Regions from separate parts of the Mus musculus genome. Here region 1 is linked to region 2. A link is a loop called in an ENCODE intact Hi-C map of the cell type or tissue named here. Cell type or tissue: gastrocnemius. All regions are shown on one strand. Links, peaks and the distances in the headings refer to the core of each region. The heading gives the core; the rest is flanking DNA. Region 1 overlaps Eloa (elongin A). Region 2 holds the start of Rpl11 (ribosomal protein L11).

Evidence for each region. Hi-C counts contacts between places; a loop is a spot of excess contacts. Peaks named below come from ENCODE experiments on the same cell type or tissue, not always from the same donor. Only the 100,000 strongest peaks of a DNase experiment are listed, where the experiment ranks them.
Region 1: it touches region 2 in a loop (2.3-fold over the local background); 7 of 42 quality-filtered maps call a loop at or near these places.

Annotation. Positions count from the first base shown.
Region 1 is chr4:136,007,974-136,014,544 of GRCm38, reverse strand. Eloa (elongin A) reads left to right here. Exons shown (of 11, transcript NM_013736.4): 2 at 89-145; 3 at 1,569-1,675; 4 at 3,137-4,316; 5 at 4,681-4,795; 6 at 5,144-5,299; 7 at 5,402-5,499. Among named protein-coding and RNA genes, the nearest start is that of Eloa, 10 kb to the left of the region's middle. In gastrocnemius, for the core only: a CTCF peak has its summit at 3,769 (motif pointing left); no DNase peak of the experiment used is centred there.
Region 2 is chr4:136,051,772-136,058,342 of GRCm38, reverse strand. It overlaps Rpl11 (ribosomal protein L11), which reads left to right and starts at 4,950. Exons shown (of 6, transcript NM_025919.3): 1 at 4,950-4,995; 2 at 5,626-5,776. The coding sequence starts at 4,990. In gastrocnemius, for the core only: CTCF peaks have their summits at 4,203 (motif pointing right) and 4,849; a DNase peak (open chromatin) is centred at 4,922; H3K4me3 peaks cover 708 bases; H3K27ac peaks cover 742 bases.

The DNA of each region.
Region 1 (6,571 bases), core at 2,594-5,093, 44 kb after region 2:
CAAGTATCTCACCACCAGATAGTATCATCTACCTCAGAGAAGATCCATATGACAATAGAAATTAATATTTGTTTTCTTCTTTCTGCAGCTATTGAAATATTTGAAGAAACTTTCCATCTTACCTATCACAGTAGACATTCTTGTGGTAAGAATTTTTTAATTGTAACTATTATGTATTGCAGATGTTTCCCACTATAGCATGTGTAAAGGGACGCTTACAGAGGTTAGGCTTTACAATGAAAGAAGCCAGGTACAAACCACTGTTTGCTTTATGATTCTGTTTATATGAAATGTCCAGAATGGGCTAATCCATAGACAGAAAGTAGATAGGTGTGTGATTGTTAGGGCTTAGGGAACTGGAAGGAACAGTTTCTCTTTTCACATTCTAGAGTTAGGTTGTGGGAAGTATGAGGAATTATGAGGAGGTAAGTATGAAGAAAGTTCTAGAAATCACCATACTTTAATGTACTTTGTCATGTGACAAGGTGGGCCAGCATGTTGGAAGCAGCTCAGGGTGGTGTGCATGATAGACAAGTGTGCTCAGCCAGGCTGCATGACTATTTCCTGGTACTTGAATGTTGGGTCAAAATTTTTGGTTCAAAATTTAAAGATTTATTCTTTTACTTACATGTATGGGCTTTATGTGTGACTTTATGAGTGTTTACATGCCCAAAGAGAACCCAGGCCCTCAGATTCTCTCAGATTGGAGTTGTAGGCAATTGGGAGCTACCTGATGTGGGTGCTGGAATTGAATTTCTGTCCTCTGCAAGAGCAGTAATTTCTCTTAACTGCAGAGCCATCACTCTGTGTCCCTCAACCTGAAATTTAAACACACGGGGTACATGAGAGATAGGTGAGGGTTTGAGTGCTTACTGATCTTCTAGAGGATCCCAGGTCAGTTGTCAGCATTCATATCAGGCAGCTCGATACTTCCTTTAGTTAACTCCAGTTGGCCTCTGAGGGCAGCTGTTCACACATGGGGTACACTTATACACACACACACACACACACACACACACACACACACACACACAGAAGCATAAATATTTTTTAAAAATTAATGCATGAAAAGAATATTGGCTTTGGGATCTACTACTCATAGATTCTAATTCTAGAAAACTTTTAGGCTGGCATGGCTGTGTGCACCTTTGTAGGTGATTCAGAGTTCAAGGCCAACCTGGTGTACATACTGAACCCTGTCTTTTTGAAAGAGAGAGAGAGAGAGAGAGAGAGAGAGAGAAAGAAAGAAAGAAAGAAATCCAATTTCCATTGCTTTCCGCTGATTCCTTCCTTAAGGGTTGTGATGAGCACTTTCACTGTCTCCAAGAGAGCGAGCTGGATCAAACCCCACCCCTCCTGTTTCATTCTGTGCCTCTGGGCTGTCCTGATGGCCTTACATAAACCTGTGGGCTTTGTTACTTTGTGTCAGACATTTGGGTCTAGGCTACAGAGTAACTTAGTCTAAGGCGTAGGCATTTTAGGAGGGATGTTTCTTGCTTTTCTCTATAGAAAACCATGCCCTTGGTTTCACAATCCTCATTCAGTCAATCCCTGTGTTACGTTTGTAGGAGACTGGGGTAGGGAAAACAGTGAACAGCTTTCGGAAGCATGAGCAAGTAGGAAACTTTGCCAGAGACCTGGTGGCCCAGTGGAAGAAGCTGGTTCCAGTAGAGCGGTAAGAACATTTCTTCTCTGCTTGTTTGGCTTCACATGTCAAATTAACTATGTGACCTCAATTACAAAAACAACCCAGGGTTATTGTAAGTTATTGTAGAATATATGGTAAAGTATTAAGAATAAATTTTTCTTGCTCTCTTACCCTCTTGTTCTTGCTCGTTTGTCTCTCTTACTCTTGCTTCCCGCTTGCCCGTTCTCTCCCCATTCCCTTCCCCACTCTCTCCACATGGCCATGGCTGGCCTCTGCTTCTCTACTCTTCTCCCTCTCTCTGCCTTTCGACAAGAAACGCCTTAAAAGCAAAAACAAAACAAACCATACCACACACACCAAACAAAAAGCAAAAACCAAACCAAAAAGAATAAAATTTTTCTTGCAACCTGTGGGGGAAGGGAGAGCTCTGGCCCTAAAGGTTGTCCTCTGGCCTCCACATGTCCATGATGCAGGCATCTCGTGGGAATAAGTACATAAAAATGCAAGCAAATATTTTTTTCTTAAATTCTTTTTTTTTTTTTTTTTTTTTAAAGATTTATTTATTTATTATATGTAAGTACACTGTAGCTATCTTCAGACACTCCAGAAGAGGGCGTCAGATCTTGTTACAGATGGTTGTGAGCCACCATGTGGTTGCTGGGATTTGAACTCTGGACCTTCGGAAGAGCAGTCGGGTGCTCTTACCCACTGAGCCATCTCACCAGCCCCCTTAAATTCTTTTTGGTTGGTTGGTTTTGGTTTTTGAGACAGGGTCTCTCACTATAGCCATGGTGGAACTCAAGACCAGGCTGGCCTTGAACTCAAGAGATCTGTCTGCCTATGCTTGTGAGTGCTGGAATTAAAGAAATGGGGCTGACATGCCAGGGCACAATTCTTTTTAATGTTGAACATTAACACTTTGTTAGGTGTGTTTTGTTTTCTTTTGTTGGGGGCTTGATGCTGAGGACTGAGCACAGGCTCTCTCACATACTAAGCATACTAAGGGTGGAGGTGGCTGGGCACGTGGTCAGAGATCCGAGGATAGGTTTGGAGAGTCAGTTTTTTTTCTGCCACCATGGGATTGGACTCAGGTTTTCAGGCTTGCATGGCAATAATTATCTGTTGAGCCATCAGGCTGCCCTCAATATCTTCTTTTAACACACCGGCTCATTCTAATCTAGCCTTGGACATGCTATTAACACGATGACCTTGAACATCTGATTCCCCCAACAATCCTATTTTAGCCTCCTTGGTACTGGGATTTTAGATGTGAGCCAGGTGTGGCCTGGTCTTTGTTGTTTGTTTTGTTTTGTGGTGAGACCAGGTCTTCTGTAGCCCATTGGCCTTGAATTTGCTTTGTAGCAGAGGATGGCTTTGAACTTGTGATTATCCTGACCCAACTGTGCCCTCCATGGCTGAGGTTGAGGTCTGTGACTTTGTCTAAGAGATTTATGCTGAGGTCTACTTCTGCTTCTGCTTTTATTTTAGAAATAGTGAGGCCGAGGATCAGGATTTTGAGAAGAACAATTCCCGTAAGCGTCCCAGAGATGCTCTTCAGAGGGAGGAGGAGTTGGAGGGGAACTACCAGGAAAGCTGGAAACCCTCTGGTAGCCGGTCCTACAGCCCTGAGCACAGACAGAAAAAACACAAAAAACTTTCTGAGCCTGAAAGGCCTCACAAAGTGGCTCACAGTCACGAGAAGAGAGATGAAAGGAAGAGGTGTCACAAAGTGTCACCACCATATTCTTCAGACCCCGAGTCATCTGACTATGGCCATGTTCAATCCCCTCCACCTTCAAGTCCTCATCAAATGTATACAGACCTCTCCAGGTCCCCAGAGGAGGACCAGGAGCCCATCATCTCACACCAGAAGCCAGGAAAAGTCCACAGTAATACCTTTCAGGACAGACTAGGGGTTAGTCACCTGGGTGAACAAGGAAAAGGGGCTGTTAGCCACCACAAGCAGCACAGATCTTCACACAAGGAGAAGCACCCTGCAGATGCCAGAGAGGATGAGAAGATCTCTGCTGTGAGCAGAGAGAAGTCACACAAAGCCTCTTCCAAAGAGGAAAGCCGAAGACTACTGTCAGGGGACAGTGCCAAGGAGAAGCTGCCCTCTAGTGTTGTTAAGAAAGACAAGGACAGAGAAGGCAGCAGTCTCAAGAAGAAGTTTTCACCTGCCTTAGATGTTGCTTCAGACAACCACTTTAAAAAGCCCAAACACAAGGACTCCGAGAAAGCCAAATCTGACAAAAACAAGCAGAGTGTAGATGGCGTGGACTCAGGACGAGGGACAGGAGACCCATTGCCCAAAGCCAAGGAGAAAGTTCCCAACCACCTGAAGGCTCAGGAGGGGAAAGTAAGAACTAACGCAGATGGAAAGTCAGCAGGCCCGCTCCACCCTAAAGCGGAGGAGACAGATGTGGACGATGAGTTTGAGCGGCCCACGATGTCCTTCGAGTCCTACCTCAGCTATGACCAGCCCCGGAAGAAAAAGAAGAAGGTTGTGAAAACGTCCAGTACAGCACTTGGAGAAAAAGGACTTAAAAAAAAGGACTCTAAAAGCACTAGTAAAAACTTGAACTCAGCTCAGAAATTGCCCAAAGTCAACGAAAACAAGTCAGAGAAGTTGCAGCCAGCTGGAGCCGAACCCACCAGGCCTCGAAAGGTAACTCTGCTTCCTGCCTGCCAGGCTGCTTGTCCTGCTGTCCTATGACTGGTTGAGTTCTGATTGTTATTATTAATATTCTCGAGCTTGCTAGCACTTAGAGTGGATAGTGCGCAGGATAAGATTTGTTCTGGGCTAGGGAGGAAGCGTGTGTATAGTATAGTATAGTATAGTATAGTATACAGTGCTCACTGAGAGGGTATGAGAGCCTACATTTACTTCTTAGCACCTCAAAATTTTCCAAGACATTTTTTGCCCTATTGACATTTATTTCTTTATGTAAATGGTGTCATTCGTGACTTGGTTAACTACTGCAGGGGAGAAAGCTGATTACAGGGTGGGCTCTGCACTGTGTCTCTTGCAGGTCCCTACTGATGTGCTGCCAGCATTGCCAGACATCCCCTTACCTGCCATTCATGCCAACTACCGGCCCCTTCCTTCCCTTGAGTTGATTCCCTCCTTTCAGCCAAAGCGAAAAGGTAATTTTGGACATCTTTTTATTGATTTTTAGTTTTTTGAAACAGGGTCTCATTACATAGCCTTGGCTGGCCTGAAACTCACTTTGTAGGCGAGGCTGGCTTTAAACTCAGATTCACCTGTCTCCGCCTCCCAAGTGCTAGCATTAAAGATTATATTTTTATTTTGCCTGTATTAGTGTTTTGCTGGCATTTGTGTCTATTCACCAAGTGTGTGTGGTACCCAAGGAGGCTGGAGGAGTCAATGTTGGGGCCCTTGGGACTAGAGTTACAGAAGTGGTGAGCTGCCGTCTGGGAGCTCTTCACCATGTAGTGTAGACCTTTTGTGACTTGGCTTTCTTCTTTCTACAGCTTTCTCTTCACCCCAGGAAGAAGAAGAAGCTGGGTTCACAGGACGCAGAATGAATTCTAAGATGCAGGTGTATTCTGGTTCCAAGTGTGCCTATCTCCCCAAAATGATGACATTGCACCAGCAGTGTATCCGGGTGCTTAAGAATAATATTGACTGTGAGTTACCAACCTCGCAAGCGCTTTGCTCCACTGGGACTTTGTCACTGGGAGCTTGGCTGCCATTCAGCACTCACCTGCCCACCTCTGGTTTCTCTGCAGCTATCTTTGAAGTAGGAGGAGTCCCCTATTCTGTTCTTGAACCTGTCTTGGAGAGGTGCACACCTGATCAGCTCTACCGGATAGAGGAATGCAATCATGTGAGTGTCCTCAGTGGGAACAGTGCGCCTCCCCGGCTCTGTTTCCAAAGGTGGCTTGGTCTCTAGATCTGCTGTGGCAGAAGGGCAGGTCAGAGGGCAAATCACAGCTCTGGGCATGTTTGTTTTGCGAGTCTGGGCCTTTAAACAAGCATTTTTGTGCCTGTTCCTGGGATCCTTCTTTGTTTTGATTGTTTGGGGTGGGGGGTTTGGCTTTGTTTTTTTAAGACAGAGTCTGGCTCTCCTGGAACTCACTGTGTAGACCAGGCTAGCCTCAAACTCAGAAACCCACCTTCCTCTGCCTCTTGGGTGCTGGGAATAAAGGTGTGAGCAACTTCTACCCTGCTACCTGCTATCTTTTTTTTTTTTTTTTTTTTTTTTAAAGATTTATTTATTTATTATATGTAAGTACACTGTAGCTGTCTTCAGACACACCAGAAGAGGGCATCAGATCTTGTTACAGATGGTTGTGAGCCACCATGTGGTTGCTGGGATTTGAACTCCGGACCTTTGGAAGAGTAGTCGGGTGCTCTTACCCACTGAGCCACCTCACCAGCCCCTTTTTTTTTTTTTTTAAGATTTATTTTTATTATTATACATAAGTACACTGTAGCTGACTTCAGACACACCAGAAGAGGGCGTCAGATCCCATTACAGATGGTTGTGAGCCACCATGTCATTGCTGGGAATTGAACTCATGACCTTTGGAAGAGCAGTCAGTGCTCTTACCCCCTGAGCCATCTCTCCAGCCCCCCCCCCCGCCCCCTTTTTTTTTTTTGAGACAGGGTTTCTCTGAGTAGTCCTGGCTGTCCTGGGACTCACTCTGTAGACCAGGCTGGCCTCGAACTCAGAAATCCACCTGCCTCTGCCTCCCAAGTGCTGGGATTAAAAGGTAAAGGCGTACACCACTGCCTGGCATTTTTTTTTTTTTTTTTTTTAATTTAGTGATTTGCCTTCTTCCTAGTATTGTGGTACTGCTACTAAGTCAACCTGCCTCCCCCATACTATTAGGCATCGGGTCCTGTGTAGGTAAAGGGGAGATAGGAAGGAGAGCGTGTACACAAGTCATGCCTTG
Region 2 (6,571 bases), core at 2,740-5,239:
CCGTGGTTTTCAACCTTCCTAAGGTTTCGACCCTTTAATATACTTCCCCCTATTGTGGTGACCCACAGCTATAAAACCATTTTTGTTGCTACTTCATAACTGTAAGTTTGCTGCTGTTATGAATCATAATATAAATATCAGTTTTACAATCATCTTAGACAATGAAAGGGTTGTTCAAATCCCAAAGGGGTTGAGACCCGTAGGTTGAGAAACACTGTTCTAGAGGCTAAACAAACACACACATCGTGTTAGCTTTTGGCCATTGTACAAGATGTCAGGGTTTAGGCCCAACTCCAGAGAAGTTCCTGTGACATCGGAGACTTCATTTATCCATCTCAAAGATGGAGTTGATGCTGACCTCCTAGTCTGGTGTAGATCTGTGCAGTCGCAGAGAGACAAGTGTGTTGTCAAGTTCATTGTCCTAATGAAGGAGCCCCTCTCAGTTCTACCCTCGTGAAGTGGGCAGCCTAGGGCTTGGCTCAGAGGAGTTGGTTTCATTATCATCTTCTGACTTGGTGCTTAGCCAGTCGCTGGGTGGTACGCAGTCCACTTCTGACCCTCAATTGTTCTCTTCAGGGAACAGGAAGTAATACTCTTTTTATTACAAGTCTGAGTTTTTGTTATTGTTGGTTTTTGTTTTTGTTTTTGTTTTTTTGTTTTGTTTTCTTTTTTTGAGACAGGGTTTCTCTGTATAGCCCTGGCTGTCCTGGAACTCAATTTGTAGACCAGGCTGGCCTCGAACTCAGAAATCTGCCTGCCTCTGCCTCCCGAGTGCTGGGATTAAAGGCATGTGAATTGCTCTGTAACTCAGAATCTGCAGGTCTCTGTCTCATGTGTGCAGAGATTAAAGGCATGTACCACCATACCTGTACCTAAACTTTTCTTTTACCTGGAACTTGCTCTGTAGACCAGGCTGACCTTGAACTCAGAGATCTGATTGCCTCTATTTCCTGAATGCTGGGATGAAAGGCATGTGCCATCATGCCTGGACCAAAGCTTTTCTTTAATTCTTTTTCACAAGATGGAAGCTTAGCTGGGTGGGATCCTGCCCTGGGGTCACCACTACCTTAATATCTTTAATCTGGTTTTCTCCTTGAACACAAAATTTAGCTCCACTTGACTTCCTCGTCATCCTTTAACCTTTGAGCCATACATTTTGTATTTTTCCTTTCCATGCTTGCTACACTTGGTCAAAACACTCTTTATGAGAGTGAACTACAGGACAGAATCTATTTTAGACTTTTTTGAGATTTTTCTTTCTCAATGCAATTAATCTAAATCTCTTCAATTTAGCCAGGTAGACTATTCAGACAAGGGCAAAAAGCAGCTATATTCTTCACCAAATTATCACAAGAACAGTCTCTATGCCACATACTAAAATTCTTCTCCTCTGAAACCTGTTGAGCCAGGCCACCACAGTTGAAATTACCCTCAGTACCACAGTGGTCTTCCATGTTTCTACTAGTATGGCCTACTAAACCCCACTTGAAGCATTCCACTGTTTTCAAAAGTCGCAAAATCCATATTCCTCAAAACAAAGCATGGTCAGGCCTATCATAGCAATGCCTCAGCCTTGCACCAACTTCTCTCTTAGCTATGATTTTATTGCTGTGAAGAGACACCATGACCAAGGCAACTCTTATAAAGGCAAACATTTAATTGGGGTTGGCTGTTAGCAAACATTTCCAGTCTTGGGGAATAACTCTATTATGGGTAGTCCGGTGACTATTTAACACAAGGGGAATGCACTCTACATGAAAGGATAGCATCTTTATAAAGCCTCAGATCTATCATTTCTATAGGGCACCACATTATCTCATCATAATCGTGATCAGCATCATTAGCAGGCATGTGCTGCACAATTACAATCAGAAAACCGGTGGTGATTTTGTAATTCCAGGTCCCTCCTCTGGCAGGGTACTTGGCTCAAGACTAACCCTTCCTCTTAAAACATGGTCTCCTGCTTCTCCTGGCTCCTTGCTCCACCCAGGGTCTTTGGGGACTTGAGACCCGAAGTGAAAAGAAGTGAAAGGCACAGGGTGGAGCCAGGCTCTGCCTTCATGCCCAGCTGGCTTCCCTCTTTCATCCCATGAGAAGCTCTGGCTGTGAGTCACCAGGTCTGAGTCTTTCTGTTCCCCCTTTTCCAGTGCTACTGGCTTTTCAAGAGCTCCTGTCTCTACCTGGAGCCCTTTCAGTTGCACAGGCAATGTTGCAACCCTTTCAAAAATGAGAGAACAGAATGATCCTTCTGGTTTCCCCATTTCATTCTTTTTTTTTTTTTTTTTCTGTTTCTCAGATCCCTCCATATCCACTCACAACTTTTCCCATTGCTCAGCCATTCTCCCAATCCTCTTTGAAATAGAATACAGGGAGAAGATGAAGAAGAAGGAGAAGGAGAGGAGGAGGATGAGGAGGAGGAGGATGAGGAGGAGGAGGAGGAGGAGGAAATAGAAATTCCCCTCTGGGAGCAGTGTGGGAGAGAACCCAGAGCCAGCAGCAGTAAACTTTTTGGTAATGTCCTGAAGCAGAACTCTCATTTCTTCTTCCCTTGCCACCACTTCTCCTATGGCATTAGGAATCCTCTCTCTCTCTCTCTCTCTCTCTCTCTCTCTCTCTCTCTCTCTTCTCTCTCTCTCTCTCTTCTCTCTCTTCTCTCTCTCTCTCTCTCTCTCTCTCTCTCTCTCTCTCTTTGGTTTTTTTTATTTTTTTTTTGAGACAGGGTTTCTCTGTGTAGACCAGGCTGGTCTCAAACTCGGAAATTCACCTTCCCCTGCCTCCCAAGTGCTGGGATTAAAGGCAAGTGCCACCACGCCTGGCCCCATGTGTCTCATTCTGCTCTGTGTTAGGGGTCACTCATAACTGGATTTTTTGGCTTCTTTATTGGGTTCTATTATCTGTTGCAGCAGCAACGGGGAGCAACAACATGGGGAGCAGCAGCTGTCACAGGCCCTCTTGGGCCCCTTGCATTTAAGCTTTCTGAAGTGTCCCCAGAATTCAAAACATAAACATCTACAGCTTGTGAAAATCACACCCCTTCTAGAGCATAAAAGAAATCATAGTTATTGGGCATGGATAATCTGAAACAGCCCCATGTCCCCCACCTGGGATCAAAACAAGAACATAATCACATAACATAACTGGGCTTTAAAAAAACAAACTAGTCGGTCATGGTGGTGCACACCTTTAATCCCAGCACTCGGGAGGCAGAGGCAGGCGGATTTCTGAGTTCGAGGCCAGCCTGGTCTACAAAGTGAGTTCCAGGACAGCCAGGGCTACACAGAGAAACCCTGTCTTGAAAAATACCAAAAACAAAACAAACAAACAAACAAACTGAAATTCTCATTATGTGTAGGTTTGAAAGGTTGGAAATGCTGGGGGGCTTCTGGCCTCCCTGTGTGGGTTAGAGAAGGGTACTGGGGGCAGCAGGAAGGAGAGGGCAGGCCCTTTTTCTACCGAAGGCGTCTGTGTTCTTCTTTGCCCATGCATTCATGTTAGAGAAACTGACTGACTCAAGGAAGGCCAGCATCTGCCTGGGATGTGGATCTTGGTGGTCCTCATCCTTGAGTTCAGCTTCTGAGGATTCAATGTAACCCTGGAAGGGGGCGTGTCCTATAGTCTGTAACTGATGATCTCTTCTCAGAAGCATCTGTAAGCCATTGTCAGATCTCTCTCTCTCTCTCTCTCTCTCTCTCTCTCTCTCTCTCACCTCTGATGTCCTTTTTCTTTTTAGCTACCATGTCTAATACTTCTTTTGGAAGGTGGGTGTTGCTTGGATGTTGTAGGCTTGACTTAATTATAAAAGTAACAACTTACATACTTCACTGAATTACACAGTAACCCATGACACAGAAGTAGCTGTTTTACACAAGGGGAAAACAGACAGAAGTAATTTTAATTAGTAACTAGCTAGTTGGATCAAACCCACACCTGCCTGTATTCACAGCTCAGGACTCTTATTTTCAAAATTTACTTTTTATTTATTAGTTTATCTGTATTTAAGTTTTTCCTGCACATATGTCCTTGTAAGTGTGTGCCTGGGGTCCTCAGAAGGAAGACAAGGGCATCAGACTGGAACAGCTGATTTAAGCCACTACTCTGATTTGTATACTTGTTAACATAGTTACAAAGTAAAGGGTCTAGAATCTGTATGGTTTCTTTTTATCTTCGCACTTATTTTATGTATGAGTACTCTATCTGCATGTACACCTGCATACCAGAAGAGGGCATCAGATCCCATTACAGATGTCTGTGAGCTACCATGTGGTTGTTGATAATTGAACTCAGGACCTTGGGAAGAGCTGTCAAGTGCTCTTAACTACTGCGCTGTCTCTCCAGCCTCAGCTGATTTTTTTGTTTTTGTTTTTGTTTTTGTTTTTCGAGACAGGGTTTCTCAGTCTAACCTTGGCTGTCCTGGAACTCACTCTGTAGACCAGAATTCAGAAATCCACCTGCCTCTGCCTCCCAAGTGCTGGGATTGAAGGCGTGCGCCACCACTGCCTGGCGTCTCAGCTTATTTATTTATAAAAATTATTTTATTTATATGGGTGTTTTGCCTGTATGCACACATGGCCTGATGCCTGTAGATGCCAGAAGAGGGATCTGTCTCCCTGGAACTGGAGGCACAACCAGTTTTGAAATACCGTGTTCATGCCGGGAATTTTGTTCTTAACTGTAAAGCCTTCTCTCTAGCCCTTTGCTCAACTGATTTAATGGACTTTGGGCAGTGACATCACTCAAGAACCACCAGGTTCTGAGACTGTTCTTGGAGTCATGGACTCAAGAACATACCAGCATCGGACAACCCACGACCTAGTCTTTTGCCCAAGATGACTGCAGTTTCGAGGACAGTCCACTAGAGGTGGCAGCGCCACGACAGCTATGCCTCTCTTTCCCCCTCTCCCCTCGTTTGTCTGCCTAGAAGAAAAGCCCGCCTCCTGACCCATAAGGCCACGGGGCCGGAAGTCTCCCTCTCTCTTCCTGTTCTCCACCATGGCGGTGAGTAGGCGAGAGTTGGCTTTGCCTCGCTTTCATCCGTCTCCATCCGCAGTCGGCGGAGCCCAGGGCGGCTGTCTCGCGGGTGGCCGGAGGAGGACGGAGCCCGCGAGGCTGTTGGCATTAAGCCCGGCGGGACTGGGCGGCCGTGGGGCACCCCCGCCGCATCGCCGCCCATCCTAAGAATGGGGCTCAGGTCTGCAGCCCCGAGGGCCCAGACGCAGTGTCTGGGGGCTGCCGGAAGTGCGAGCGCGACGTGCGGAGGTCCACGGCGGGGCCAAGGGGACACTTGCAGCTTGTGTGGTGCTGGGGAGTTTCTGCGAGTCCTACTCGCAGGACCCGTGCTAGCTTGGGAAGGGGGACGGCATGGCGCAGAGGCCGGTACTTCCTGTAGTTTTGATTAGGGTTACATTGTATACTTTCTACGATCTCTAGTGTCTGTTCCCTACTCGTGGATCCGCTTGGGATTCAGGCTCTCTCTCTGTGTTCGTTCTCTTCCAAACGCGGAGACCTTGGTGGTCCCGAGGGCTTAGGCGGGATCCGGGACGATAGAAGTCAGAGCGGAGAAGACCTTGGCTGTTTCTCGTCTCTGACGGGGCGGGAGGGTGTTGATGGCTGTGTCCCTCTTCGCAGCAAGATCAAGGGGAAAAGGAGAACCCCATGCGGGAACTGCGCATCCGCAAGCTCTGCCTCAATATCTGCGTCGGGGAGAGCGGAGACAGACTGACCCGGGCAGCCAAGGTGTTGGAGCAGCTCACAGGCCAGACCCCGGTGTTCTCCAAAGGTGAGTGGCGGTGGGCTGACCAGAGAGGAGTGGATCTGGAAAGCTTGCTTCATCTGACCGGAGCACGGGTGCAAATGGACTTATAACGTGAGCTGTCGTGGGCCTGGTTGACAGCTAAGAACAGGGTTAATACCGTACACTGTTGGCATGAGGTCCTATCCATGCTTTTATTTGTATTTGTGTGTGTGTGCATGGGTACTCTGTTTGCATGCATGCCCACATGACAGAAGAGGGAATCAGATCCCGTTTCTGTTGGTTGTGAACAACCGTGTAGGTCCTCAGAACCTGTTAAACCTCTGAGCCATCTTTCCAACACCCCCCCACCAGTGCTTCTTAACTTCTGGCTCTGCCTCAACTCACTTAAAATGAATTGTGATTCCCTTGTTTGGCCACATGACAGGAGTTACCTTGCTAGAAACATGGAGTCTGTTGCTAGTGTGGTTGTGGGTGGTCTGTGATTGGGTTTGGATACTGTTTCTTAGGACCACAGTCAGCATTTTGAAAACACTGGCTTTTGTCAGTTTTAGTCTCCCAATTAGAGCATAATCATTGGTTGGGCCTGATAGCCCACAACTGTAACCCCATTACCCAGGCTGAAGCAGGAGGATTGCTGCCAGTTCAAGGCCAGCCTGGGCTACATTTGAGATTTTTCTCTCTCAAGGAATGTAACAGTCTTGCTAACCTGTGTCTGTTACTATGGCCATGCTGTTTGAGGTTCTTAGTATGGCTGGGTAAATTAGAGATGGAAAGCTCTGTTTTCTGTGTTGTGGACGATGTTGACTGACACGCTAGATG